Regions from separate parts of the Homo sapiens genome. Here region 1 is linked to region 2. A link is an interaction called in ENCODE POLR2A ChIA-PET data of the cell type or tissue named here. Cell type or tissue: A673. All regions are shown on one strand.

Evidence for each region. Peaks named below come from ENCODE experiments on the same cell type or tissue, not always from the same donor. Only the 100,000 strongest peaks of a DNase experiment are listed, where the experiment ranks them.
Region 1: POLR2A ChIA-PET joins it to region 2 with 18 read pairs; 3 of 35 experiments call an interaction of 5 or more read pairs at or near these places.

The regions. Positions count from the first base shown.
Region 1 is chr14:90,502,663-90,507,662 of GRCh38, reverse strand. It overlaps LOC124903359 (a long non-coding RNA gene), which reads right to left and starts at 1,919. Exons shown (of 2, transcript XR_007064301.1): 1 at 1,808-1,919. In A673, no CTCF peak of the experiment used is centred here; no DNase peak of the experiment used is centred here.
Region 2 is chr14:90,714,856-90,719,855 of GRCh38, reverse strand. The region is part of intron 5 of TTC7B (tetratricopeptide repeat domain 7B); the gene reads left to right. Among named protein-coding and RNA genes, the nearest start is that of TTC7B-AS2, 20 kb to the right of the region's middle. In A673, no CTCF peak of the experiment used is centred here; no DNase peak of the experiment used is centred here.

The DNA of each region.
Region 1 (5,000 bases), 210 kb after region 2:
TGTCAGGGGCTTGGGCCACAACTCAGAAGCAGCAGAGCTGGAGTTGAGAGAGGGAGGAGAGTGCGAGGTGAGGGCGGTCAGGCAGTGGGGCCAGGACGGGCAGGTGGTCAGCCTTAGCGGGGACTTTGGCCTCTGCCTTGAGCAAAGCAGGGACTGTGGAGAGTTTTGAGCAGGAACAGAGAACCTCTCTCACTCTAAGAGCAGGACTGGATGTATAAGAACAGTTCTCCCCCACCACCATGGCCCACGTTAACCTATGTAACATGTAACAAACCTGCACATCCTGCACATGTACCCCGGAACTTAAAATAAAAATAATTTTTTTTAAAAAAAAGAACAATTCTCCCCAACCCCCAGCCTCTGCTTGCATGCCTCTAAGAATATGGGACTCACCCCTTCATTGCTTATCGGGTCTTTCTTGTCGTGAATGAACATAAGTCTCTTTGCTACGTCCCCCGCATTACAGTTGGGCTCTGGGGCCATTGAATGGATCTGTCACCATCCCTTGGTGTTTTAGGGGTGGATGCCTAACTCTCTGAGTCTTCACACTAAACCAATCCCACCCAGTTCTTTCCTCAGTCCATATACACGCGCCACTACCTCTTGAACGCTCACCATTTTGGTCATTTATATGTGTCCTTTTTCTAAACCAGGGGGTGGCGAACTACAGCCCAAAGGCCAAATCTGGCCCACCACTTCTTTGTGCAAATAAAGTTTTATTGGAACACAGCCACACCCATTCATTTACTGTTGTGCTTGGCCGCTTTTGTGCTATACTGGCAGAGTAGTTGAGTTACTACAGTGGAGACTGTATGACTCGCAAAGTTTAAAATATTTACCCTCTGGCCCTTTACAGAGGAAGTTTTCTGATGCTCTCCTAAATGTGTGTGCCTTAAGTTTCACCCCAATCACTCAGCTGCTGCTGAAAGCAGATTGGAAGGGGCAAGGAGGCCTATCAGAAGGCCAGGCTCTTAAAGATGAGCAGTAATAATCCCAAAGTATAATACTTTCACACATTTGCTATAAATTTGTGCAATTCAAATATTAATTCAGGCTGAGCACAGTGGCTCACGCCTGTAAATCCCAGTGTTTTGGGAGACCTAGGCACAAGGATTGCTTGAGCCCAGGAGCTTGAGACCAGCCTGGGCAATGTAGCCAGATCCTCTGTGTAAAAAAAAAAATTTTTTTTTTTTGGAGATTGAGTCTCACTCTGTCACCCAGGCTGGAGTGCGGTGACGCAATCTCAGCTCACTGCAACCTCTGCCTCCTGGGTTCAAGTGATTCTCCTGCCTCAGCCTCCTGAGTAGCTGGGATTACAGGCACGTACCACCATGCCCGGCTAATTTTGGTATTTTTAGTAGAGACAGGGTTTCACCATGTTGGTCAGGCTGGTCTCCCACTCCTGACCTCGTGATCCACCTGCCTCGGCCTTCCAAAGTGCTGGGATTACAGGCATGAGCTACCGTGCCTGGCCCAAAACAATTTTTTAAAAATTAGCCAAGCGTGGTGGTGTGCACCTGTAGTCCCAGCTACTCAGGGGGCTGAGGCAAGAGGATCGCTTGAACCCAGGAGTTGGAGGCTGTGGTGAGCTATGATCACGCCACTGAACTTTAGCCTGGAGCAAGACCCCGTGTCAATAAACAAATAAATAATAAAAAGATGAATTTATACAAACACATGTTTTAAAATTAGACTTTATGCCTAGTTCTCCATAAAGATTTCTATGACACGTCTCTGCTTGCGTAAATACATATTGCTGTGTGTTTTCGTGAATGACCACCCCAACACAGAAGGCCTGGAATCTTACCTTCAATCCTTCCGTTCCGCCTGTCGAACACCAGCTAGGAACAGAGCAGGGGGGCATCCTCAGGTGCAATTAAAAACCGCAGATTTTTAACTCTGAAAAATAACAACATTAAAAACCGCAGTGGGTGCAAGGCCCACAAAGGGCTGAGTGTCTGAGGCCTGGCGGCAGGGATTGGCCAACTCTGCACAAGAGAAGGCAAGAAAACCCAACCCCGCATGGCAGGGCCGGCCTCCCTGGGAAACTTGGACTTGCCCCCGACTTTCCGAAGCAGAGGTTTGCTCAGTCTCTGTGGTCGTGAAGCATGGAAGGCAATCTCTGAATTGTTTTCCAGAAAGAAACGGAGAAAACAAAAACTAAGTTGCAGTTTGAAAATATCTGCTTTGTTTTACTTAAAGAAAACAGGCAGCAGGACTCACATACTTAGATGGAGAGGCTAAAACAGGGAAGTCTTTTTTTTTTTTTTTTTTTTTTTTTTGAGATGGAGTTTTGTTCTTTTTGCCCAGGCTGGAGTGCAATGGCACGATCTTGGCTCACTGCAACCTCCACCTTCCGGGTTCAAGCGATTCTCCTGCCTCAGCCTCCCGAGTAGCTGGGATTACAGGCATGTGCCACCATGCCCGGCTAATTTTTGTATTTTTAGTAGAGATGGGGTTTCTCTATTTTAGTCAGGCTGGTGTCAAACTCCCGACCTCAGGTGATCCGCCTGCCTGGGCCTCCCAAAATGCTGGGATTACAGGCATGAGCCATTGTGCCTGGCCAAACAGGGAAGTCTTTACCTCTCTTCGATGGAAACTTCCAGAATCTGTATCCCTCGGTCACTAAACTGTGTGGCCTCTTCTGACCTCTCTTGCCTTTGGTTCTGGGTCCGTGTCTGTGTAATAGAAACTCCAGGCCCCCCCGCTTGACCCCCACCCAGGGCTGCTGGAAGGCTCGCTGAGAGGGTGAAGGTGGAAGTTCCAGGGGAAGTGACTGCCAGGTGTCCCAGCGTGGGGACTGTGCATGGAAGGACATTGGAGAAGGGAGTGGCTGGGATCCCAGGCATGGATCTTCTGGGTCATGGCCGCCCACCTGGGATGCAGAGATGCGGGGCAGTGTGTGGATACCACAGGTGTGCAAGCATCTTCTGGAAACTTGATTAGTGAAGTTGGTGTGTGAGGAGCTGAGAAAAAGAGCAGGGGGCCGGGAACGGTTGGCTCATGCCTGTAATCTCAGCGCTTTGGGAGACCAAGGTGGGAGAATTGCTTGAGCCCAGAAGTTGGAGACCACCCTGGGCGACATAGTGCGATCCTGTCTCTATGAAAAATGTAAAAATTAGCCAAGCATGATGCTGCATGCCTGTAGACCCAGCTACTTGGGAGGCTGAGATAGGAGGATTGCTTAAGACCAGTAATTTGAGACTGCACTCAGCTATGATGGTGCCACTGCACTCTAGCCTGGGTGACAGAGCAAGACTCTGTCTCTAAAATAAATAAATAGGCCAGGTATAGTGGCTCATGCCTGCAATCCCAGCACTTTGGGAGGCTGAGGTGGGCAGATCACCTGAGGTCAGGAGTTCGAGACCAGCTTGGCCAACACGGTGAAACACCGCCTCTACTAAAAACATAAAAATCAGCCGGGTGTGGTGGCGTGTGCTTGTAGTTCCAGCTACTTAGGAGGCTGAGGCATGAGAATGGCTTGAACCCTGGAAGCAGAGGTTGCAGTGAGCCAAGATCGTGCCATTGCACTCCAGCCTGGGTGGCAGAGCAAGACTGTGTCTCAAATAAAATAAAATAAAATAAATACATCGATAGACAGATATAGATAAATAGATAAAAAAGAAAGAGAGCAGAAAGTGCTACCAGGAGAGGAGAGGGCTGGGGACACCATAGAGGCTCAGCTATTGGACCTTCACCATGGGGGAGGAGGTGAGGGCACCAGGGACCAAGGGCACAGACTCCTCCACACCCAGGCCCTGTTCTGGGTTCAATGAGGGCAGCCTGACCTGCCTGCTCACCTCCCCCAAGGGTTCCCTGGGCACCCAGACCAATGCTGCCCAACATTTTCTGTGTCATGGCCCTGGCAGGGTGCCTGGGTGCTGGCACTGGGCCAGATCTCTTCTTCCTGCTCCAGAATGTGCCCAGGGTCACATTCGGTATGGAAAGGCAGCCGCCCCTGCCCAGGCCTCCCCAGCCTCAACCCTTGGTTGAGGTCATTTCCCTTTCTCATGCGTTCCATGAAAAATCTCTCCCTAGGTTAGCGGTCAGGCAGACCTTGCTCTGAACGAACCTCCTGGGAGAGATGGGAAGTGGAAAGCAGAATGCAGAGCTCTGGGTGGAGTTAGCTGAGCTGAGCTCGTTAGGTATCGCAGGACCCGGACATGACCTCGACAGGCTGAGCCCATGTCCTCTGAAACCACCTTGAATCTATTAGGCTAACTGGCCTCTAGCATTCTAGTTTTCCTTAATAACCACAAATAGATTACTTGTTTATTGACTAAAGTCAAAATATACAAGATAAATGTAGCAGATCTGGCAATGGAGGCCGGCTGCAGGGGCCACCTGGGAGTTCCAGACTGCCTTCTGAGGGAGCTGACCAGCTGAAGGGGCATAAGAACTCTCACGTCTAGCCATGAATCCAGGCATCCAGCCATTAATTCACCCATCCTTCCATTCTTCCTTCTCTAACCTCTTACATTGTTCCTTTCAGCCTTTCATTCTTCCATCAGTCCATCCAAACATCCATCCATCATTTCATCCTTTATTTCCTTTCATCCTTCCATTAATTTATCTCACTATTAATAGAATCCAACTATCCAACTAATAGAATCCAGCTATTCTTTTATCTATTCACCCTTTTCCCTTCCTTCCTTTCTTTCATTTTTCCATCCTTCCTTCCCTCCATTCTAATGGTCAATCTTTCCCTCCATTCATCCTTGCATCCTTTATCCTTCTATCCTTCCACTCAATATCTATCCTCCTTTCCTCCCATTCAACTATCCTTTCTTTCTTTCATACTCTTTCCATATATATCCATTCAACCATCCATCCATCTTTCCTTTTCCTCACTTCCATCCATCCATCATTCAATCTAGCCAATCATTCTTCCTTTCCTCCTTCCATTGGTCCACCCGTCCTTTCTACCCATCATACATTCATTGATTACATATTTATGAGTACCTGCTTGAACTGGATACTAGTTATATTTAAATATTTAC
Region 2 (5,000 bases):
TTTATTTTACTCCTTAGCATTTAACTGGCATCAAATACACTATAAGCCAGGGAATTTGTTAGGTTTAGTGAAAGATTCCAACTCACAAGAATTTCATAGGCTGCCCTTGACACCCATCTACTTAGATAGATATAGGACAGAACCACAAATTGCCAGCAGGGAAAGGTCAGGGGCTTCTTTCCACATGAGTTCTCCCAGCAGTCCCTACAGCCACCCAGGAGCTGCTCTGTTTGTTCCTTTTCACCTCAAGTGACAGCTCAGGTGCTAGGGAATGAGACTCACATTGGGTAGGTTTGCCATCTGCCCTGGCTTAACATCTCAGGCCCCACGTCTTCAGGGTCTTCCAAGGGATATGCTCAGTTGTAAGAATCAGCACACTCAGGGAAGCCCAAAGACACAGTGTTCCTATCAGGTATTTACAGTTCCTCCCAGTCTGGCTGCAAGTTATCAATCAGGGGCCATTTTTATCATAGGAAGTGTTGCCTAGTAACATAATTGACATTTTATCTTTTTAGGCTTTCTAGGGAAACAAAACTGGAAAGTTAACCTCAGGTTATTTTTGTTGTTTTTGTTTGTTTTTTTGAGGCAGGGTCTTGCTTTGTCACCCAAGCTGGAGTGCAGTGGTGCAGTCACGGCCCACTGCAGCCTTGACCTCCCAGGGCTAAGCAATCCTCCCATGTCAACCTCAAATAGCTGGGACTGCAGGTGCGTGCCACCAGGCCCAGCTAATTTTTGTTTTTTTGTTTGTTTGTTTGTTTGTAGCGACGGGGTTTCACCACATTGCCCAGGCTGGTCTCGAACTCCTGGGCTCAAGTGATCTGCCCACCTGGACCTCCCAAAGTGCTGGGATTACAGGCGCAAGCCACTGTGCCCGGCCAACCTGAGGTTAAATTCTCAAAAGAAGAGGGAAGGAATTTAACCCTTTGCCCCCATTTGTATTTTGTCTTATTTAATTTGTTTACAGTTGTCTCCCATCAGTAGAACCTAAGTTCCACTTGGGCAGGAATTTTGGTCAATTTTGCGTGGGAACAGATCTGTACCTGTATGCCCCAGTGTCTGGTGTATAGTTGTGCATCCATGAATGAATGAATAAATGGATGTACTTTTCATTTTCAGCTGAGACGGCTGTGGCTCATAGATGTCTATCTGAGAGTTGCATATTGTCTGTAAAAGTAGTTGATGTAACACCTGTGCACGTTGTGCTAGGTGCTGGGGATCTAAGGCCGAATAGGACAGCCCAGACCGGCTTCATGGAACTTACGGCTCCTATTCTTGTTTCTTTGTGGTAAAGCGGGAGATACACTACGACCACCTAGGTCTTCCTGGATATGATCTCATTCTGTTAAAGGAGAATGGTGAGTGCCAGGCATCAAACAATTTCCTTGACCTTAGCAAGAAATAACACATTTTCTGGAAAGATCATAGAGACCTCTGCTTTCTACCCTGTCTTTGTGGTTGGAGGGAAATACAATAACGGTGGCTTTATTAAGTGCCTCAAGCTGGCTCTGAAAGAGTCTTTTCTGGGAAGATCCTAGCCCAGTGGAAGTTTGGTCTTGTAGGCCTCCTTCCGAGGAGGGTGCCTAACCCACACATCTGGATGGGATTCCAGAGTTCCCGCAGCAGGAAAGGGAGCTATCATCTTCCCTGGTTTAGTTGTTGAGAACATTTGCTCCCACAGCCTCCCAGACTTGAACTTTTTTAAGACTTCAAATATGTAGCTCTTCAAGTTGAAACCTCATGGGGTGCAGCTGGACAGAGAAGCCCACAAGAGAGTTTAAGTGTGGCCTCTGCAGGCCGCCCCTCAAGGGCAGACCATTGAAATAACACATGAGTGTGGGGAAGAAGGAATTCATATCCTGTCTGGTCAAGAAGGAAGCCAAGTTTCACCCTCTCTGAGCCTGTCAGACTGTGGGGAGCTGTCTTGGTAATTTAGTGACATCTGCATCACAGAGGGGGTCCAGATGTATCTGTTGGGGAAGCAGGGTGGATGGGAAGGAGAGGAGGGGGAAGCATGCACCCCTGTTCTGGCTCTGGCCCAGAGCAAAAGCTCAATCACCTACCTGCCTTTTCCCTTCCCGGGTTTAGGTGTCAAATGCATTAGTATTTTACACGAAGGTGGGCTGGGGGTGGGGACCTAGCTCTTTTCAAGGGATATTTCCTACCTGTTTTTAAAAAATCATCCTTTTCCTCTCTATTCTTTTTTTGCAGTGATATTTTTAGTCAACTGTTAGAGAAAATTGCAGAGAGATTGAGCTAAAGCCCAGAAAATGACTGAGACATCTTGGGATAATTTATGACTTTTCTTAGGATACACTAGAGCCTTCTATTGAAAATGAGAGGGGATATAAATTTTTCTAAAAGTACCCACCTTTATATTTGTATGGCAATGTCTGCCATAGACCTGCCCACCAATAAAGAAATCTGTAATATGATTGTATGTTCTCATAGCAAATTCCTGCATTAAATTACAGGGTTTAGAAAAGTCACGGATTATTTCTTTTCTTTTTTTTTTTTTTTGAGATGGAGTCCCTCTCTGTTGCCCAGGCTGGGGTGCAGGGGTGCGATCTCAGCTCACTGCAAGCTCCGCCTCCCGGGTTCACGCCATTCTCCTGCCTCAGCCTCCTGAGTAGCTGGAACTACAGGCGCCCGCCACCATGCCCGGCTAATTTTTTGTATTTTTAGTAGAGACAGGGTTTCACCATGTTAGCCAGGATGGTCTCGATCACCTGACCTCGTGATCTGCCTGCCTCGGCCTCCCAAAGTGCTGGGATTACAGGCGTGAGTCACCACGCCTGGCTGGATTATTTCTTAATTGACATTTGTTTTTTCCACCTTCCTCTGTATTTTGGGTTTGAATTTTTACTTTTTATTTGTGAATGCCTTCTGGTGATGGTTCTCCAGGTCTGGTGTGGACACGCTGTATCTTTTTTTCTGCTAGCTCTTCCTCCTTCTGCCTCCCCCTGGCATAATTTGCGTCTTCTGTCTCTCTGTTCTGGCTGACTGATGGTTGTGGTAGCTGGTTCTCCTCTGAATCTCCCTGGCAAATTAGCAACAGAAGCAGTGATCCCTGCATCCTGGAAATAAGCAGTTAAAATACCAGGAAGAATCTAAAGCTATATTTTTTCTGAAGAATACCCAGAAAAACTCATTAGCCAGGCTTAGTAAAACCTGAATTACAGATCTTTTTAAAAGATGCAATTATACTGCTTTCAAGTACATTTTGAGCTAGTAAATTAAACACACATACACACACACAAAAACAAACAAAAAACTGTTGCCTACTCAATTCCATGAATGTTTATTGAGAGCCTGCTGGGTAAGCTCTGGGGATATAAGATGAACAGAAGCATTCTCTGAGCTATGGGAAAGACAAGGATGTCAATGGACAAAGATTCCTTGCTTGGCCAAACTTTAGCCACACTTCGAAATCTTCTGCTAGGCCCATCTGTACACTTCCATGTAAAATCCAGTTTTAGCAAAAGAATCTGTGAAGTCATTTTAGCCAGAATCCCCCATTCTCTAATACCTGATCATCCTCAGTGTCTGATTGGGTTCCTCAGCCACTACCATCCCCCAGTTGCTATCTGATCACCCTGGCCCGTCTTCAGCAAGAATCCTGTTAGATCGGTTTAGCCAGAATCTTTCCTACTCCTCATGTTTCCTCTTAGTGATTTTCCACCCACTGACCCCCACCCTCCTTCTTGGCTGTAAAGCTTCACCTGTTTAGGCTGTACTTGGAGTCTAGCCACTCCTTCCCTCCCACTGCAAGACCCAGTTGCAGTGGTCCCTCTGCCTATCGTGACGGACCTGAACAAAGTCCTTACTCTGCCTTAACAAGTATCATTGAATAATTTTTTCTTTAACACAACAAATAATTATATCACCCTGTGAAAGGCAGTATAATGAAGGTCTGTACTGGGGGAGAAGGAGAAAGGAGAGGAGGAAGGCGGAAGTATTGTAGTTAACTACTTGGGTGAATTCATTAGGTTTCTTAGAAGAATTAACATTTGGACTTGGTCTTTGAAGGAGGGATAAAACATACCATCTGACAGGGGTCTTGGGAGAAGTGGGTGGGGTGGTGGTCATGGTTGAGTGCTGAATCTACAAGGCCAGATACACTTTACGTGCTCGTGAGAGGCAGAGTTGTGCAGCACTGACTCTGGATCCTGCTCCTGGGTTCACATGCTTGGTCTCCTGTTGACCAGCAGTGTGACCTTGGCAAGTCCCTTCACTTTCTCTCTGTTTCAGTTTCTTCATCTGTAACTGGGGATAATAATAGGACCTGCTTCATAGGATTATTAGGCTGATTTAGAGAGTAATTTTAATGTGCTTTGAACACATTATCATTACACATAGCAAGTACTATGTAAGGGTTTGATAAATAAATAAATCAAACCCTACAGAGTAGAGGGTTTCCAGCTCCCATAGAGGGAAAGGCAAGAATTTGCAGCTAAGAAATCTGAGAAGGTGGCAGCACCAGTGGCAGCGTAGTTCTGGGTCTTCTCCTATATCCACGTAAAAAAAGACACAGCGACTAGAGAGCAGACCCAAAAGCTCAGGAACAACATTTAGAGCTAGACTAGGTGGCAGAGTATCCTCATGAGCCCCAACATACCAGCTGATGGGGACACACTACCAACAGCTTCACAGCTGGCATATTATTTGCATTTGTGTGCAACAGGGCATCGGATGGGTCTGGGAACAGGAGACCCTAAAATAGCCATCAACTATTTACTGGGAAGCTTGTCTGGCCAATTTGAGATAAGCAGCTGAAAATGAGAGGATTTTTGCCCAGCAAGGTCTAAGGGGCCAGAGCAGTCAGGCCCTTCTGATGACTTGAAACTGACTCACTAGGGCTCTGTTCTGGGACTGGGCCCTGCTACAAGAGAAACTGCTGAGAGCAGAGTGAAAATTGATCAAGAAGTGATGTAAGAGGTGAAAGAATGAGAAAATAGAGATGAAAATTGGGGAGGGGGAGATAGCCAGGAATTGTCATAGAG